Linked DNA regions of Homo sapiens: region 2 is linked to region 1. A link is a loop called in an ENCODE intact Hi-C map of the cell type or tissue named here. Cell type or tissue: PC-9. All regions are shown on one strand. Links, peaks and the distances in the headings refer to the core of each region. The heading gives the core; the rest is flanking DNA. Region 1 overlaps ST8SIA1 (ST8 alpha-N-acetyl-neuraminide alpha-2,8-sialyltransferase 1). Region 2 has its middle 76 kb from the start of ST8SIA1.

Region 1 (8,339 bases), core at 138-8,137:
CAGCAGTGGCTTTGATGAACCTTTTGGCTCACATATCCATTAACTGACTCAGTAAGAAAACATCTGCATTAAGGATGTTTTCAAGGCTGGAATGACTTTCTTATAAGTGTACTAAACAGAATGCCAAGCCCACAGGAAGCACTGGCAACAGAAAGTTCAGAGTTGGCCAATTTAATCCTCAATGCTTCTCAAGCACAACTTAATTGAGGAAAACTTCACAGACAGATGGAACGATAGCATATATAAACTCTATATGAATATACATAACATATCTAAATCACTCCTCAGTCATCTTCTAAGTGCCCAGGTCATGGAGAATAAAATGGTTATTTACACAATTACAGCATCAGAGGATTCTGCCACTTCCAATGTACTTTGTGATGGGTACTGAACCTTTCTTAGCCTCAGCTTCCTCATCTATAAAATGGGGTGAAGGGAAACGTAAGAAATTACCTCTACAGTTATTGAAAGAATTAAATAAAATGATAATTATAAAAAGTGCCAGGTCTGGAACTTAGAAATCATTCAGTCAATATGACCTATTAATAGCTGTAAAATACGAGAGCGCCAATCATCACATTGCTCTGGTGGCTTCCCTGCTCCAAGTAGTCATTCTGATGTTCTGTGTCCTACATCAGCCTTTCCTGTCTCCTTGTTCTCTGCATCCCTCCACTGTTCTTAGATCTCTCAACCATCTGCAAAAGTGAAAGGAAATTTCTACATATCAAGATCCCCATGGTATGACATAACCTAAAACATGAAATTTAAATTTCCTTCAGGTACCCTCTTTTTAAAGACATGACATAATCTATGACATTTTATTACCATTATTTTTATTCATATGATAACACTTTGCCTTTTTCCCCAAAGGTTTCCTGGCCCTTACTTAATCTATCTTACATCTTATAAATCCTTACCACTGAATGCTTATTTTCCTAAGCCCAAATCTTTATCTTCTAAATCCTTTCTTGCCCCTATTTGTTCATGATGCAATAAAAGGTCACCAATGAAATTACAAAATGCCTTAAGTGAACGTTTTAAGTGAATGACTATAATTTACTTTATAATTTTTGACCTGCTATGGTCTTACTTTCAAATATTGCAGAGAGCACTTTGCTACTTGTTTTACAGGGCCATTTCCTTGAAATGTAATTACAAGCTGAAAAAGCAGTCCTAGGGGATTACTTAATGTATGTCCTTTACTAATTCCAAGGACAGTCAAAAAGTTTTCAACTCGAAGGATGATTGTTCAAACTGCCCACACCAACCAAGGTTTAGTGTTCATAATCTGGATGAAACCATTTTCTTATTTAGAGTTCAAGGGGTTAAAAAATTATTACTGTCTCTGGCAAGAGGTTGTTTGGGAACTATATTGACTGGCTTGTTTCCTAAACATATTGGCTCCACGGCGCTACAAAGACTGAAAAGTATTTTCCTCCAGCAGCTGGGCCAAGATAAATTGAAAACTAACAGGGAGACAGTATGTCAATTTCAAAGATACTGGTATTATAATAGCTGTGGTTTTAAAATACAAATCCCAGTCATTCGCTTTGTGGGAAAATTGGTACAAGAATATTTGATGGCTAAAAGACTGAAGAGCACCAAGGCTCCAACACAAGAACCGACAGTCTGGAGATGCCAGCTCCTGGCAGGGAAGAGACCTCGGAACCAGTTCAGCTTTTTGCTCTGTCACTGCACTCTGCCATTTAGTTCTGGTTGGGGAGAAGGCAGAGACTGACTGAGCTGACATCTCTGACTGTGATTTTTACATCTTCAAAAACAGCAGCAATTTCTCCATTATGGTGTCCTTTAAGATTGATTTCATTGCAACATCTGAGACTTGTATTATCTAATGACACAAGAGTAACATGGTAACAAAAGCGCTCGGGGTCACCCTGTTTGACTATCTTCACAGTTAGCCTTAAAGGCTTCAGTCTGGGACAGTTATTCTGAGGTTTCTTACCGATAATGACAGGAGGCAGACAAATGCCTAGATAGACACGGGCAGGTCCTGGCGAAACCCCACCTCCAAGTTGCAGACAGTTTAAAGCCTGAAAGCCAAGCTACAAGTTAAATCCTCGGACTGGATTGAGACCCCACCTGCCCGTTTGGCACACTTTCCTCTGATTGATCCCCACCGTTCACCTATTTTTCATATACCCACACTTTCCTAATTGGCTTTCTACACTGTCATGTCCACCTTTGAGTGGCATCTTTGCTTTGACCTTTTTGCACAGTCACAAATCAATCAATACAAGCTACCTATTCTGAGCCCATAAAAAGCCCCAGGCTCAGCCATATTGAGAACTTTACTGCCTTTGGGTAGGGGGACCACCCCTGCTAAAAGCTGTTTCATCATTCAATGAAACTCCCCGCCTTGCTCACTCTTCAAATTTCTGTGTGCCTACTTCTTCCTGGTCATGAGACAAGAACCCAGACCTAGCTGAGCTAACGAGCAAAAAAATCCCTCATCATTATGTTGACTGCTTCCAATGTGAGGATTTTCCCCTCCACTCTCTATTAATGAACTCCAAGTCTCTTTATATTTATACCAAAACATAGGCTCTAGGTACACCAGGATACACTTGGTGATTGTATCCACCAAAACTAAGCAGCTGAACTCATTCATTCATTCATTCATCATTCCACTAAAATTTATTGAATCTCTACCATGTCTCAAGCACTATGCTACAAACTGAGACACATAACTCCCTATCATCCAGAATTAAACACTATCCCTGGAGAGGTTTCCAGCTGGTAAGAGAAGGCAACTTCAATCAAATACTTATAGAATTGAATATGAAGTTGCAAATGAAAGGTACCTGGTGCTCTGGGGACCAGCCCCCTCCTCCCCAGGAAATGGTTCTCAAACAAGATGTAAGGGATCAATGTAAGTTAATTAGGTAAGAGGAGGCAACAGTCTTCCAGGAAAATGGATAGCATGTGGAAAACCTCTACAGAAGAAGACAGCACAGTGTTTGTGAGGATATGAAAGAAGGCCAGTAAAGCAAGGTATGAGGATGAGAAGCAACATTGTGGAAATTGATGCTGGAGCCACAGGAAGAGATCAAGCCTTAAGGGGTTTATCTTTATCCTAAAAATCAATGGGAAGACAATCAAGGGTTTTAAGCAAAATGATTGCATGATCTGATTTGCATTTTAAAAAGCTAACTCAAGCTACAGCGTGGTAATGGACTGGAGAAGAGGCCAGATTAGATACAAAAAGCCCAGAAGATAACTTTTGCAGAATTCTAGACAAGAGGCCATTGTCATTTGAAATGAGATGGTAAAGACAATGAGAGAAAATAAGAAGTGGATGTGAGAAAAAGAAATTATCTTCACAAGTATCAAAATGTCCATCAGCTCCATCCAATAACAATTTCTTAAGAATAATATATGTCTTAAAAGAGAATAAGAATAGCGAAAAGAAATAAAAACAAAATAACTACATGCCCAGAACCAATATTGTGGCTTGACTTTTAAAATGTACGATCTTGTTATTTCAAGATTAGGATGAAGTCCTGCACACTTAGAGGGTGACTGTCCACACACCATCACACACGCCACGCTCTATCGTGAGCATCCAGGACCTTTCCTTCTTCCATCGCTGTTGCCTGGATTGACCTAGGTTGACGTAACTTGATGCCATGTGGGTGCAAAGGTTTTGGGAAAAGCAACCATCCATTTCATCATTCATTCAGCACATTTTAATTTACCACCTGCTATGTTATGTGCCAGACCCTGTCTATGTGCTGCCTTCAAAGGGCTCACAGTGTGGTCAGCAGAAAGCATGTGAGCCAGTAACTGTTATTCAATAACAATGTTGACAATTCAGTTATTGAATTGTTATACAATAATTGTTATTCAGTTGTATTAAGAGAGATATATACAAATTTGGGGGGGAGAAAATAGATTTTTAATCAACACTGCCAGGTGGTTGAGACTTGGGAGAGGGAACTGGGAAGGTTTGCAGAAATGATGCTTTGGCTGGATCTTGAAAAATAAACAAGAATTCATCAGATAAGGATAGGAAGGGCATTTTGGGCAGAAGGAACAACATGTACAAATGTGAAGACAAAACGAAAAAACGAATTGTTCTGGGAAATGCAAGTCACTTAGTAAAAGTAAAAAGTAATGAGGGGCTGGGGCTGGGCATGGTGGCTCACGCCTGTAATCCCAACAATTTGAGAGGCCAAGGGCGGGTGTATCACTTGAGGTCAGAAGTTCAAGACCAGCCTGGCCAACATGGTGAAACCCCATCTCTATGAGAAATACAAAAATTAGCCAGGCATGGTGGTGCACACCTATAGTCCCAGCTACTCGGAGGCTGAGGCAGGAGAATCACTTGAGCCCCGGGGGCAGAGGTTGCAGTGAGCAGAGGTCACACCACTGCACTCCAGCCTGGATGACAGAGTGAGACTCCGTGTCAAAAAAAAAAGCAATGAGGAGCTGGAGGAAGCAGATGGATGGCAATTGGTAAGCTTATATTAGCTGACATTCTCAGAGAGTTCATATCGTGAAGACCTTGTGTGACACTCTAAGGGATTTGAATTTTATCATACAGGTTGTAACCAGGAAGGATGAACCTGCTCAAGATTGATCCCCTGTCAACAGGAAAAAGATGTGGGCTCCTGTAGAGCTGCATGGAAACCAGATGGGGCTCAGTGCCCAAGGCCCTCTATCCTGATCAGTAGCAAGGCTTGGATTCCCACTACTCTCAGCAAGCCAAGGAAGAAACTAGCTCTTCTGCAACTATAAGCTGATGCAATAAATCCCATTTGTGTTCCCCATCCCTCACCCACTGCCTGAGCTCTTCTGTAGCTGGGGTGAGGTGCTGGCAGTGCTCCGGGAACTGGGCCTGCAGCCTTCCTATTCCAGTACTGCTGTGAGTCAGGGGAATGATATGGAGGGAGGATCTAGCGCAGCAGCCTCCAGGCAGGATTCAGCACAACACTGGGGAGTGATCTTTCCCTCAGGCCTCTGCCTACCAAGGACTGGGCTTGTCACTGGGAAAACACAAAACATTACACAACCCAGCAACAACAAAAAAACTAGTCCTCTTAGAATTTCATGCACTTTGATTTTTTTAGGGCTTGTGCCCTGTTTCACTTGTAGAATGCTTGTATTGAGTAAAAAGGAGATGTCCTAATATTCAAAGCAGCTAAACGTCCTCTTTGCCATAAAGACCCATGTAACTAACTGTGTGAACACTCGGGATTTTTCTCCTCTGTCCCGAGGTTGTCGTCTGCTTTCTTTTTTGGGTTTCTTTCTAGAAGATGGAGAAGTGCAAGTGACAGGGGCTGAGAGCACCCCCCAAACACGCAAGCTCTCAGCCATGGGCAGCTTCTCCACAGCCCCAGCTTAGCACAAGCTCCTGGAGGGCTGCCTGGGGGAGGCAGTCATGGAAGTGCCAAGGTGGCCAGATGGTTCCAGGACCACAGTGTCTTTATTTTTAACTGTTTGCCACTGCCACCCCCACCCCTGCCCGACTCTGGAGTACTGTCTTCCCCAGACAAGCAGGAGTGAAGTGGAGGGGGGAAAGCACTGATTCTCAGTTGGGGTGTTCCTAACTGAGCAGTAGGGATAGAAGGTGTGAGCCTGGGAGTGCTTTTATAAATTATTTTTCTTGTAGATTTTATTTTTAATTTATGTCTGTGACCTGCCAGGAAGAGGGGAGAGAGAGAGAAAAAGAGATGCTGTTGAACACATGACAAAATAAAATAAAATGGAAAAAAAAAAGGCCACCGTTTCTGGCCATCTATGTCATTCAACTGTATCTGCAAGACTTGTACCTGAGTCACCCATCATAGCTACACTGGCTTTCCATTCCCTACAAACACTAAGTTGATAAAAGAGGCCAAAGCCAGGGTTCTGCCCTATCTTAGTAAGTATGTTATATCTCAGTCTCTCAATCACCCCAGGGGAATGGTTGGTGCATCCCTAATTACAGAACTACAAAGCCCAGTGTAGTTTCAGGTTCCCTTTCTTAGAGGGTAGAATTTCCTTATTTTTAATAATAAAACGCAACAGCATATCTACTAGCTGCTCCTTGTCCTTCATGAGTTTTCTCTGTGAATGCTGCTCCAGCTGACTTAGTCTGCCGTTTAGCCACTTGCTCATCTGCATGGCAAGTAGTGAAGAGTGAGTTAAGAGATGTCACACACACCAGTTTACATTTTATAACAACAAAATTGGCAGAGGGTGGAGGATGTCACAGAAAGGCAAATTCATAATAGTGAACTTTTTTTTTTTTTTTTTTTTGAGATGGAGTCTCACTCTTGCCCAGGCTGGAGTGCAGTGGTGTGATTTTGGCTCACTGCAACCTCTGCCTCCTGGGTTCAAGCAATTCTCCTGCCCCAGCCTCCTGAATAGCAGGGATTACAGGTGCCTGCCACTACGCCCAGCTAATTTTTGTATTTTTAGTAGAGACAGGGTGTCATCATGTTGGCCAGGCTGGTCTCAAACTCCAGACCTCAAATGATCTGCCTGCCTCAGTCTCCTAAAGTGCTGGGATTACAGGCATGAGCCACCGCGCCTGTCTGTGAAACTTTTTTGAAAGTTCTTGAATTAGTATAGATAACAGATGATAAACCTTGACTTAACCCAGTGGCAGTGAGGTAAGAAAAGAGGGGATTGATTCAGGAAATATTTATGAAATAAACTTGGATTTGGACAGTGAAATTCAAACATAAGACCCTGGTGTCCAGCTCAAGTGACTGAGTAGACGATAGTGTCATTACCTGAGATCAGGAATAGAAGAAAAGAAGCAGGAGAAAGGGACAGAATTGTGAGCATGTAAAAGGTAAGGAACCTATGGAACATTGAGGACAGTATCCAATAGGTGCAGAACCGGATCTATTTTTACTCACTATTATTTCCCCAGGAACTAGCACAGTCCCTACCACACAGCAGTAGTTGCTCAATAAGTACTTCATGAATGAGTGGTCGAACACTTATTTTACTTACATAGAATCATGAAAATTTCAGGAAAGCATAGTTGTGCTGGCAGCAGGGCATATTTATTTAGGTGACAAGTCCAATCAATGTGTAAGGCAATCTTCTATGCATCAAATCCTTGCTTTAAATTTAATTCTAACCTTGATGTTATTTTGTAGATTTTTGATTTACATTAAATTTTATAGTTTGTGTAGAAATACTGTGTTTTTTTCTTGAGTCCAGAAATATCACTGAACTTTTTTGGATTTTAAAATATCCTCAAACAATCTCCATGTCAGGCATCTGGAAGCACCTACAAACTGTAGCAACTTCAGTTCTTACTGACCTTGGGTGTCATAGTCAAAGACTATGTAAGAGTATAACAAGAAAAGACAATCAGGAAATTTATAAATTATGGCTACAGAACTAACCATACTTTGTGAATATACTATCCTCTGAATAGTATATTAGACCCAAGATGTATATAAAATCAGAGTGGATTGAACTCTAGAAACAGAAAAATGTAAACAAAATAATCAGATGATACATATTGTATATGGGGCTGTTAGCCAGTGCTTCATTAACTGCAGACACCCCAGGTGAAGTGATTATCAAATTAATTTACAATTGCATTTCTCTCAGCACTTATTTTCTTTTTCTTAGCAAAGAGTTAAAATTCTGAAATCTCAAGAATAGAGTCTGAATAGACAGGAAAAATAAAACTTGGCAAGAAAAAAAACCTATGCATAATAATTTTCAGAGTATAAAATGTTGTCTTACCCTCAAAAAGCACTTTTGTTTCCTTTACAATCAGCAGATGTTGACCCATGCCCATCTATCCTAAATTTTCTCACCACACTTATCCACTTACCTATTTTTCTGACAAACTGCTAATATAATTTCTTAATTACCTAACAATTTTCCCAAATCCTCTCCTTACACTTAGTTTTTGCTCTCTCTGTATTGTCAGCCTCCACAGAGCTAGACATTGAAGACAGTAAGAACCTAAATGTTTTTGTCTGAAAAATTCTACTCATTTATCCAGCCTACTTCTCAATCTCTATATACACCTGAACCTACAGCTGGGGTTCAGACTGAGCCCTGAGCAATGTGGGTCAATCTTGGCCTTTAGGGGAATGATTGGGCATGGTCACCTGAAGCTATGGGAATCACTACCAAGTTACACTTGTGTTCTGGCCCTGGCTTTGAGGTATGGCTCTAGTAACTTGGTTTATGACTTAATTTCAAAACATAACCCCAGGCTGCCCTTCCAGGTCCCTGCCTCCCAGCCCATACCAAGTTCCAGTAACTGTGCTTCAGCCTTGCTTACAAAAACAGTCCCTAATTTTGGCCCCAGTGCTAGGATGCTCACCTGGTTCACTTGTGTTCCTGCTGTGATAAAT
Region 2 (8,339 bases), core at 250-8,249, 140 kb after region 1:
AAATAGTTAATATGCCAGTGCAGCATATTTTGGGGATGGTGTATTCTGAACTCCTTCAAAGCCAAAAGTAAATAAACTATGTTTAGCAATTAATGTTTTTATATTTTATATTATTTGGAAATGATCTGGATAGTGAATGAATATCCATCATTTCACTTAATATAACTTCAGAGGTATAAGTTACTGAAAACATTTGGGTAACTATTTTTAAGTAGATATAATTACTGTTGAAAATTTTATTTATATACTTTTATTTTACTTACATCTATTTATTTGTTTTTAACAATTATCCTTGCTCAATATTTATGAGATATTAAACAGCTAGCCATCATATTAAGTTATTTTTCTTACTGGCAAGTTCTTAACAGGAATCATAGGAGCTTACGTTGCTTGTAAACACAGGTAGAAAAAGTTGCATGTCTGTATTATATTTAATGCAGAAACACTGAAGTCATAGCTGGTGTTTTTCTCATTTTTTGCTTTTGGTTTCATCATTAAAGATGATCCAGTAAACATTAATATACCATGAGGCTCCAGTTAAGAATGTCAACAGTGGTGTGAGTACAGAACAGAGAATGTGGCATGGCAAACTCAATAAAGGATTCATTTCAGTTTGTACCACAATGAGGAAGTTCTTATTGCTGCCAACAGTTGGGCTATAAGCCTTCATCTCATTCTTGCATCTAAGGAGACAGTAGCTGCTGGGAAGAACAGAAATATAAGACAAATTTCCCAAGTGCCAGAGAGAAGCACTAAACTACAGTATTGACATCATGCCACCATCTTGGCTTCCCTTGAAAGCAAGAAGCCTAGATTTATTAGTGCAAGTTGGGGTGAAGCAAAGTCTTCCATAGAAATCAACTGACAAAGACTTAGTATTTATATTTGTACTTAAATACATATATTAATAAAGATTAGGGCTTGGTAATAAGGCCTTGATTCAAGAGGTAGCCATCCCGATATTCTGTGACACACTTGAGAGGAAACCTAGAAATAGGAAGAAGAATCTGAATCAGACCAGAACCAGTTTCCTTGCTCATTGATTAGAGGTTACCAACAGCTCCTTAACAAGGAGTGGCTAGAAACATGTATCTCTTTATGTCCTTTATGGCTAATCCTCTTATTATGGCAATACAGGTTCAGCTGCTCTCAAGAGCTCTTTCTGTAAAAAGTTCTTGTAAACATATGACATAAAAGAAGAATGTGTTATGACTTTTGGAAACCAGGGTTGGATTAATTCTACGCACTCGTCTGTCAAGATTCTTACGGCAAAACAGAAGTAGCATTCTTTAAAGAAACAGTCCTAATAAGACTTAATTAGGAAAACTGAAAGTATTTTAGGGTACTATGTACTCATACAAAGAAGTAATAGTAATAACCAACACTTACATAGCACTTAATATGTGGCAGTCACTGTCATATATGGCTAGTATACTTTATACTTATAAAGTGCTACAGGTTGAGCATCCCTAATCTGAAAATCCAAAATCCAAAATGCTCTAAAATCTGAAACTTTCTGAAAACTGACATGACACCACAAGTGAAAAATTCTACACCTGACTTCATGTAATGGGTCAAAACAAAATTGTGTTTTGACCGGGCATGGTAGTTCACACCTGTAATCCCAGCACTTTGGGAGGCTGAGGTGGGTGGATTGCTCGAGCTCAGGAGCTTGAGACCAGTCTGGGCAACATGGCAAAATCCTGTCTCTACCAAAAACGCAAAAAAATCAGTGAGGCATGGTGGCGCATGCCTGTAGTCCCAAACTGAGGAGGCTAAGGTGAGAGGATCGCTGGAGCTGGGGAAGTTGAGGCTGCAGTGAGCCATGATCGCACCACTGCAACTCCAGCCTGGGTGGCAGAGTGAGACCCTGTCTCAAAAACAAAGAATAAAAATAAAAATAAAAAAATAAAACTTTGTTTTTGTGCACAAAATTATTTTTAAATATTTTATAAAATTATCTTCAGGCTGTACATATAAGGTGTATATGAAACATACATGAATTTTATGTTTAGACTTGGGTTCCATCCCCAAAATATCTCTTAATGTATATGCAAATATCTCAAAATCCAAAAATAATCCCAAATCTGAAACACATCTGGTCCCAAGCATTTCAGGTAAGGGATAGTCACCGTGTACTATAATTGTCCCGTTTTACAAATGAGGAAATTTAGTCACAGAGATACTGTGATGGGTATTTATGAGTTTTATAAGTCAACTAAGCTAGGCTATAGTACCTAGCTATTCAATCAAATGCCAGTCTAGGTGTTCCTAAGAAGGTATTTTGTAGATGTGCTTAAACATCTGTAATCAGTTGACATTAAGAAAATCATTCTCCGTAATGTGAGTGGACCTTATCCAATCAGTTGAGATTTTCCTGAGGAAGAAGACATTTTGCCTGTGGGTTGCATTACAGGCCTGCCAGGCTGTCCTACAGATTTTGGACTACACACACGTCCTACCTTTCTGTTTCTCTGCTACAACCTTGACCTCTAGAGACATTAAGTATCTTGGAAGTAGCTTGTTCCCAGGCACACTGCCAGTAAGTGGTAGAACCAGTACAAGGACCTGAGCAGGCTGGGCCTTGAACCAAAGACTTACCCCACCACCACCACACTACCCCTCCTATGAATTCCAGTCATTAGCAGTCTAATTAAAAATTCAAGACGTGGCCCTGTGGGAAAAAGCAAAGAGAAAGAAAAACAAAACACACATGAATGCAAATAAGTCCAGTATAAAAGAGTTCACTGTGTGTAGGGATATGCAGAATATGGAGAATAGCACCAGTCCTTACAGAATATATTTTTGAGTTCTGTTAAGAAGTCAAAATGAAGAATTTGTATTTGCTTGGAAGAAAAGGAAAAGAGCATCTCCAGAGGAGTGCATGACACAGGCAAAAGCCCAAAGCAAATTCTGTAGAATCTGGCTATGGCAACCCGCCAGAATGAAAGTTAATGAGCAAAAAGCATGAAATCTGTATTAGTTCCCAATAGCTGCATAGCCGACTGAGGGCTGGAATCAGCTGAAATTCACTCTCTCACGTCTGACAGCAAGGCTGCTGTGTGCTGAGACCGTCGCTGGGGCTGACAGCCGCTTTATGTGTTCTCTTCACATAAGCCAGCTTGAGCTTCTTGAAAACATGATGGATAGCTTTCCAAGGTGAGTGTGGAGAGAGAGAGAGAGAGAGAAACTGACTCTATTATCTACTAGGACCTAGCCTCAGAAGTTGTGCAACATTTCTTTCCTTTATTTTCTGTTCTATTTTCAATTTCAAGTGGAAGTGCCCTATTCCACTTCTTGGTAGGCAAAGGTGACGTTCTTGAAAACTATGTGGGGCTGAAAATATCGTGTTGTCAATTTTGGAAAAAACAGTCTGCCGCACAATAAATCATGGGAGATTAGTCTGTTGTGAGCTAGGCCAGTATCTCCTTTAAACGCTTGTTGATAGAGACTTGGTGGGGAGATGGATGTATCACCCTCCAGCTGCTCACAGTTCCGTCACACTCTGCAAACAGTGATCTGGGCTTTGAAACCAAACCGTTGCATTTCACACCTAAACCTCAGAGATATGTGAAATGAGTATAGACACTGTCTGTGTTTTGTTATATCACAAGTTGGGGAGAGAATGCTCAGAGCTGAGTGAGCGAGCTCAGCCTGGGTGGCCAATACTCCGCTTGTGGCATTTGCTGGAATTAGAGCTAGGACGAGGCAGGTAAGGTCGTTTTCATTCAACCTAGAAAATGACTTTGGTTCAAAGCAGTAGCATGAACAGAATCTGAATGCACATGTTGACTATTCTTTCTGTCGGTGGCACATTAGCCCGGAGTTTCTGCTCTCCTAAGGTGGTGCCATGATGGAAAGTGCTATCACTACCCTGGCTCAAATGAGGCTTAGAAAGACAAGAAACTGGCTGGGCGCGGTGGCTCACGCCTGTAATCACAGCACTTTGGGAGGCCGAGGCGGGCAGATCACGAGGTCAGGAGATCCGAGACCACCCTGGCTAACACGGTGAAACCCCGTCTCTACTAAAAATACAAAAAATTAGCGAGGCGTGGTGGCGGGTGCCTGTAGTCCCATCTACTCGGGAGGCTGAGGCAGGAGAATGTCGTGAATCTGGGAGGCCGAGCTTGCAGTGAGCCGAGATCGCGCCACTGCACTCCAGCCTGGGCGACAGAGCGACACTCTGGATCAAAAAAAAAAAAAAAAAAAAAAAGACAAGAAACTTTTCGGTCTAAGGACATATCATTTTGCTCTGATTTGGAGCTGTTGTCTATCATTCACAGTTTCCCCTAAATGCGGCTTCTATGCTTTAACGCTAATTGAATCTTGGCTAGCTGAGTCATTCCATTTTGCATCTGTATACTTGTATTACCTTGCTTCTAGAAAGACTGTGGTGAAATACTCACTTGGAGTCTGACTTCTCTGACTGGAGAAACTGGTATTTCCAGGTATTTTCCTACAGCAATAAACACATTCTTCCCATCTATTGCTGTGCCAATCTATTTTTTCAATGCCAGTACCAAGCCACACTGAGTGATTCATCTATTTTGTCAATGACTTCTATCCGTTGCTAGTGTCCTAGTAATCTAATAGCAAGCATATGGGAGTTTCAAGAAACTAGGTAACAAGATAGAGCTGAAAGGGAAAAAACATATAAACGAACTTTGAAGCAGATAAAACACCACTATTAAAATAATTATACACATATATATCCATACAAATATATATATAACTTTTTACTCTTTTGTAGATTTGTAGAAATATTTATTAAACAGTTAAAACATGAGGGATATCCAACCAAATACCAATCTAGGTGTTGCTGTGAAGATATTTTGTAGATGTGCAGTGATGAACAAGAGACACATTATTGCTACCGTACAGTGTTTGAAACAGAGGAAACCGGGACACTGGGAGAGAGTGGAAGATGCTGAGGTCAGAGAAGGAGTCAGGGGCTAATTCCTATAGGATCTTGCAGGATTTTAATTTCAGTCTAAATGTAATGAGAAAACACGGGGTGGTGGGGTTAATAGAGGGGGCTTGATCTGGGGAGCTCTATTATCTAGATGTTTCTATACAATTGTATCTGCTTTGTTGTGGACTTTTTAAAAACTTTTCTCTATAGTCAATGTGTGATAAAATTTTAAGATTTCTCATGGTCTTTGGACACTTAAACCTCAGACCGGTTTTGGAATATCCTTCCCTAAAAATTTTAACAAGGGACAAATTTAATAGAGAGACGACTGATCTGGGTGACCTCCTGAACCCCCTCCCAACATGTAATTCTGTATGTTGTGTTTTGAAAAGCTTCCATTTGTGCGATGCCTAGCATCTAATCTCAAAACTGTTCCCTGCAGTTGATAAGTGGTGTTTTTCATGCTCTTAAGTGGGAAATAGACCTCCATTTCGGGCCTAGCGTCTATACAGAAGCATAAGCCATAAAGACTTGCATTTTAACAGTTGATGCACTAAATAAATCTCTTATTCATGTTCCATTTTACTTGTTTGTCATTCATCTTATAATGAATTGTGTTAAATGCTTTGTCAGTTAAACTTCCCTAACTTGTTTTTCTTATTTCTTAAGCTTTTTCGAAAATGTTCAGTGCCTATATTATTATTATTATTATTATTATTATTACTATTTTGAGATAGAGTCTCGCTCTGTCACCCTGGCTGGAGTGCAGTGAGGCAATCTCGGCTCACTGCAACCTCCACCTCCTTGTTCAAGCGATTCTCGTGCCTCCGCCTCCTGAATAGCTGGGATTACAGGCATGTGCCACCACACCCAGCTAATTTTTGTATTTTTAGTAGAGACAGGGTTTCGCCATATTGGCCAGGCTGGTCTCAAACTCCTGACCTCAGCTGACCCACCCGCCTTGGCCTGCCAAAGTGCTGGGATTACAGGCGTGAGCCTCCACGCCCGGCCGCCTTTATTATTTAAAAAAAAAAAAAAAAAAAAAAAAAGTTGACCAGGAGCAAAAAGATTGTTTGAAACGCTCATTATATACATTAGCATACACGTGGTTTAAAATATAAAAGATACTTAGTTCTCCATAATCTAGGATTCTAGAAAGCTAGTTTACAATGAATAATGTATCTGGAAGAGGGTGGCTATTAGAACCTCTGGGGCTTTGCCATTTCAAATGAGAAAATATATTCTGTTCATAAGTGCATGGCATTTTCAGTGGTTGCAGAGACACCAATAACTAAGCACATTTGATTATAATATTAACAAAAAATTAGGCAGGGAACTTAGCAGTTTTTAATAAATTTAATACATTCAGAACTGGTAGGATAGAATAAGTATTCCTGAAGTGGTCTATAAAGTTTGAAATGGACTCCTTTCTAATCCTTCTTTGATTCTGACCTGAAAGTAGAATTGAAATTATGCTTGCAAGATTCCCACAGCTGTGTGGCTCTTTAGAACCAAGCCAAGTATAGAAAGAATCCAAGGGAAGTTTAAGCCGGCTTCTCTCTGTGTCACGTAACCAAAATCAAATCTTTCCCGAGGCAACAAACTACAATACATTATCTATTCTAGGATGGTTAAAAAAACAAATAAATAATAAAGCAAGATGTGATAATTTTAGTTAATAATGTACATCATTGTTCTTACTCAGTTCTCTGTGGAGGATCTCATAACCTAGGGAAAGAAACAGGAAGCAATTAACTACAATGGAGTCAGATACTTGAGGTAACAGAATAACATATGGGAAGCAAAGTAGACATGGATCCCAATTTTGCTTCTTCTAGTTTCAGTCCTTTCACTGATGTGCAGAAGGTCACTGTATCCAAGATAGAGCCTCCTGAAACACAGTACAGGTAGACGTATAGCAAACTGAAGGCCCCAAAGATTAATTGGCGTAAAAATGGGTATTTTTAGATAGATAGTATGCATCTATATGGGTTATCTGGTGAATCATGGAATTGCCCCCCCAATTTTTTAGACATTGACTTGAGGCTTTATAAAGGAGGAATTCTGGTCAGGGGTGGTTGCTTACGCCTGTAATCCTAGCAATCTGGGAGGCCAAGGCAGTCGGATCACTTGAGGTCAGCAGTTTGAGACTAGCCTGGCCAACATGGTGAAACCCCGTCTCTACTAAAAATACAAAAATTAGCCAAGCATGATGACAGGCATCTGTAGTCCCAGCTACTCTGGAGGCAGAGGTGGGAGGCTTGTTCGAGCTTGGTAGGTGGAGGTTGCAGTGAGACGAGATCACGCCACTGCATTCCAGCCTGGGCTACAGAGCGAGAGTGCATCTCAAAAAATAAATAAATAAAAATAAAGGAGCAATTCTATGAATAGTCATTTAGAAAGTGGCCATTCAGCCACTTTTGGAGATATAGGACCCTGTGGCTGAGCACAGATAGATCCTAGTTGGCAAACAAGGTTTTTCAACATCTGCCCGTTGGGCCACCTGAGAGTCCACCATGGCTGCAACCAGAGGCCTGCTTTCTAATTGGAGCCTCTCACCTTGGCAAAGAGTCCAGAGGTTATCCTTTCCCCACATCCTGGGAACTGGGCCATATTGAGGCTAAGAATACCTTTCTTCCTATGTGTAAAGCCTCTCATTGTTTGTATCTCTCTCTAATGGCCGTGTTCTGTGCACTGTATACTAACCAGCTGCAGCCAGGGAGAGAGAAAGGGGTCAGCTAAGGGTGGCAAGAATCCTCACTCTTCAATCGTCACCTCATCAATTGTCTAATAGAACAGCTGGGTGGTATTCTTATTTGTTTGACCTGGAAATTTAAATCCTTGAAGACCAGATTGGACAGAATACTTTTAATAGTTCACTAAAATTATACATCCTTACATTTATGAACTCCAGCCATTTACGAAGCACGTTCTTTTTTTTTTTTTTTTTTTTTTTTTTAGCAAAAAGGGCTCTTAGAGGACTTCTAGGCCAACCTCTTAATTTTCTGAATGGGAAAAATATAGCTTAAGGAATAAACTGGCTTGCCCAAGGACACATAGATTTGACAAAAGTCATATATTCAAGTATTTGAAAATTATTTATTTATTGAGTACCTGTTTTAGTCCATTCTCACATTGCTGTAAAGAACTACCTGAGTCCAGGTGCAGTGGCTCACACCTGTAATCCCAGGACTTTGGGAGGCTAAGGAGGGTGGATTACCTGAGGTCAGGAGTTCGAGACCAGCCTGGCCAACATAGTGAAACCCCGTATCTACTAAAAATACAAAATTAGCCAGGCATGGTGGCAGGTGCCTGTAATCCCAGCTACGCAGGAGGCTGAGGCAGGAGAATAGCTTGAACCAGCAAGGCAGAGGTTGCAGTGAGCCGAGATCACACCACTGCACTCCAGCCTGGGTGACAAGGTAAA

The links. Hi-C counts contacts between places; a loop is a spot of excess contacts. Peaks named below come from ENCODE experiments on the same cell type or tissue, not always from the same donor. Only the 100,000 strongest peaks of a DNase experiment are listed, where the experiment ranks them.
Region 2: it touches region 1 in a loop (3-fold over the local background); 2 of 110 quality-filtered maps call a loop at or near these places.

Annotation. Positions count from the first base shown.
Region 1 is chr12:22,271,126-22,279,464 of GRCh38, forward strand. The region is part of intron 2 of ST8SIA1 (ST8 alpha-N-acetyl-neuraminide alpha-2,8-sialyltransferase 1); the gene reads right to left. Among named protein-coding and RNA genes, the nearest start is that of ST8SIA1, 59 kb to the right of the region's middle. RefSeq lists enhancers at 674-843, 2,283-2,452, 5,731-5,900, 5,740-5,909 and a cis regulatory region at 5,816. In PC-9, for the core only: no CTCF peak of the experiment used is centred there; a DNase peak (open chromatin) is centred at 4,906; H3K27ac peaks cover 1,981 bases.
Region 2 is chr12:22,406,249-22,414,587 of GRCh38, forward strand. No RefSeq gene overlaps it. Among named protein-coding and RNA genes, the nearest start is that of ST8SIA1, 76 kb to the left of the region's middle. RefSeq lists a silencer at 3,561-3,640. In PC-9, for the core only: no CTCF peak of the experiment used is centred there; DNase peaks (open chromatin) are centred at 563 and 4,523; H3K27ac peaks cover 2,077 bases.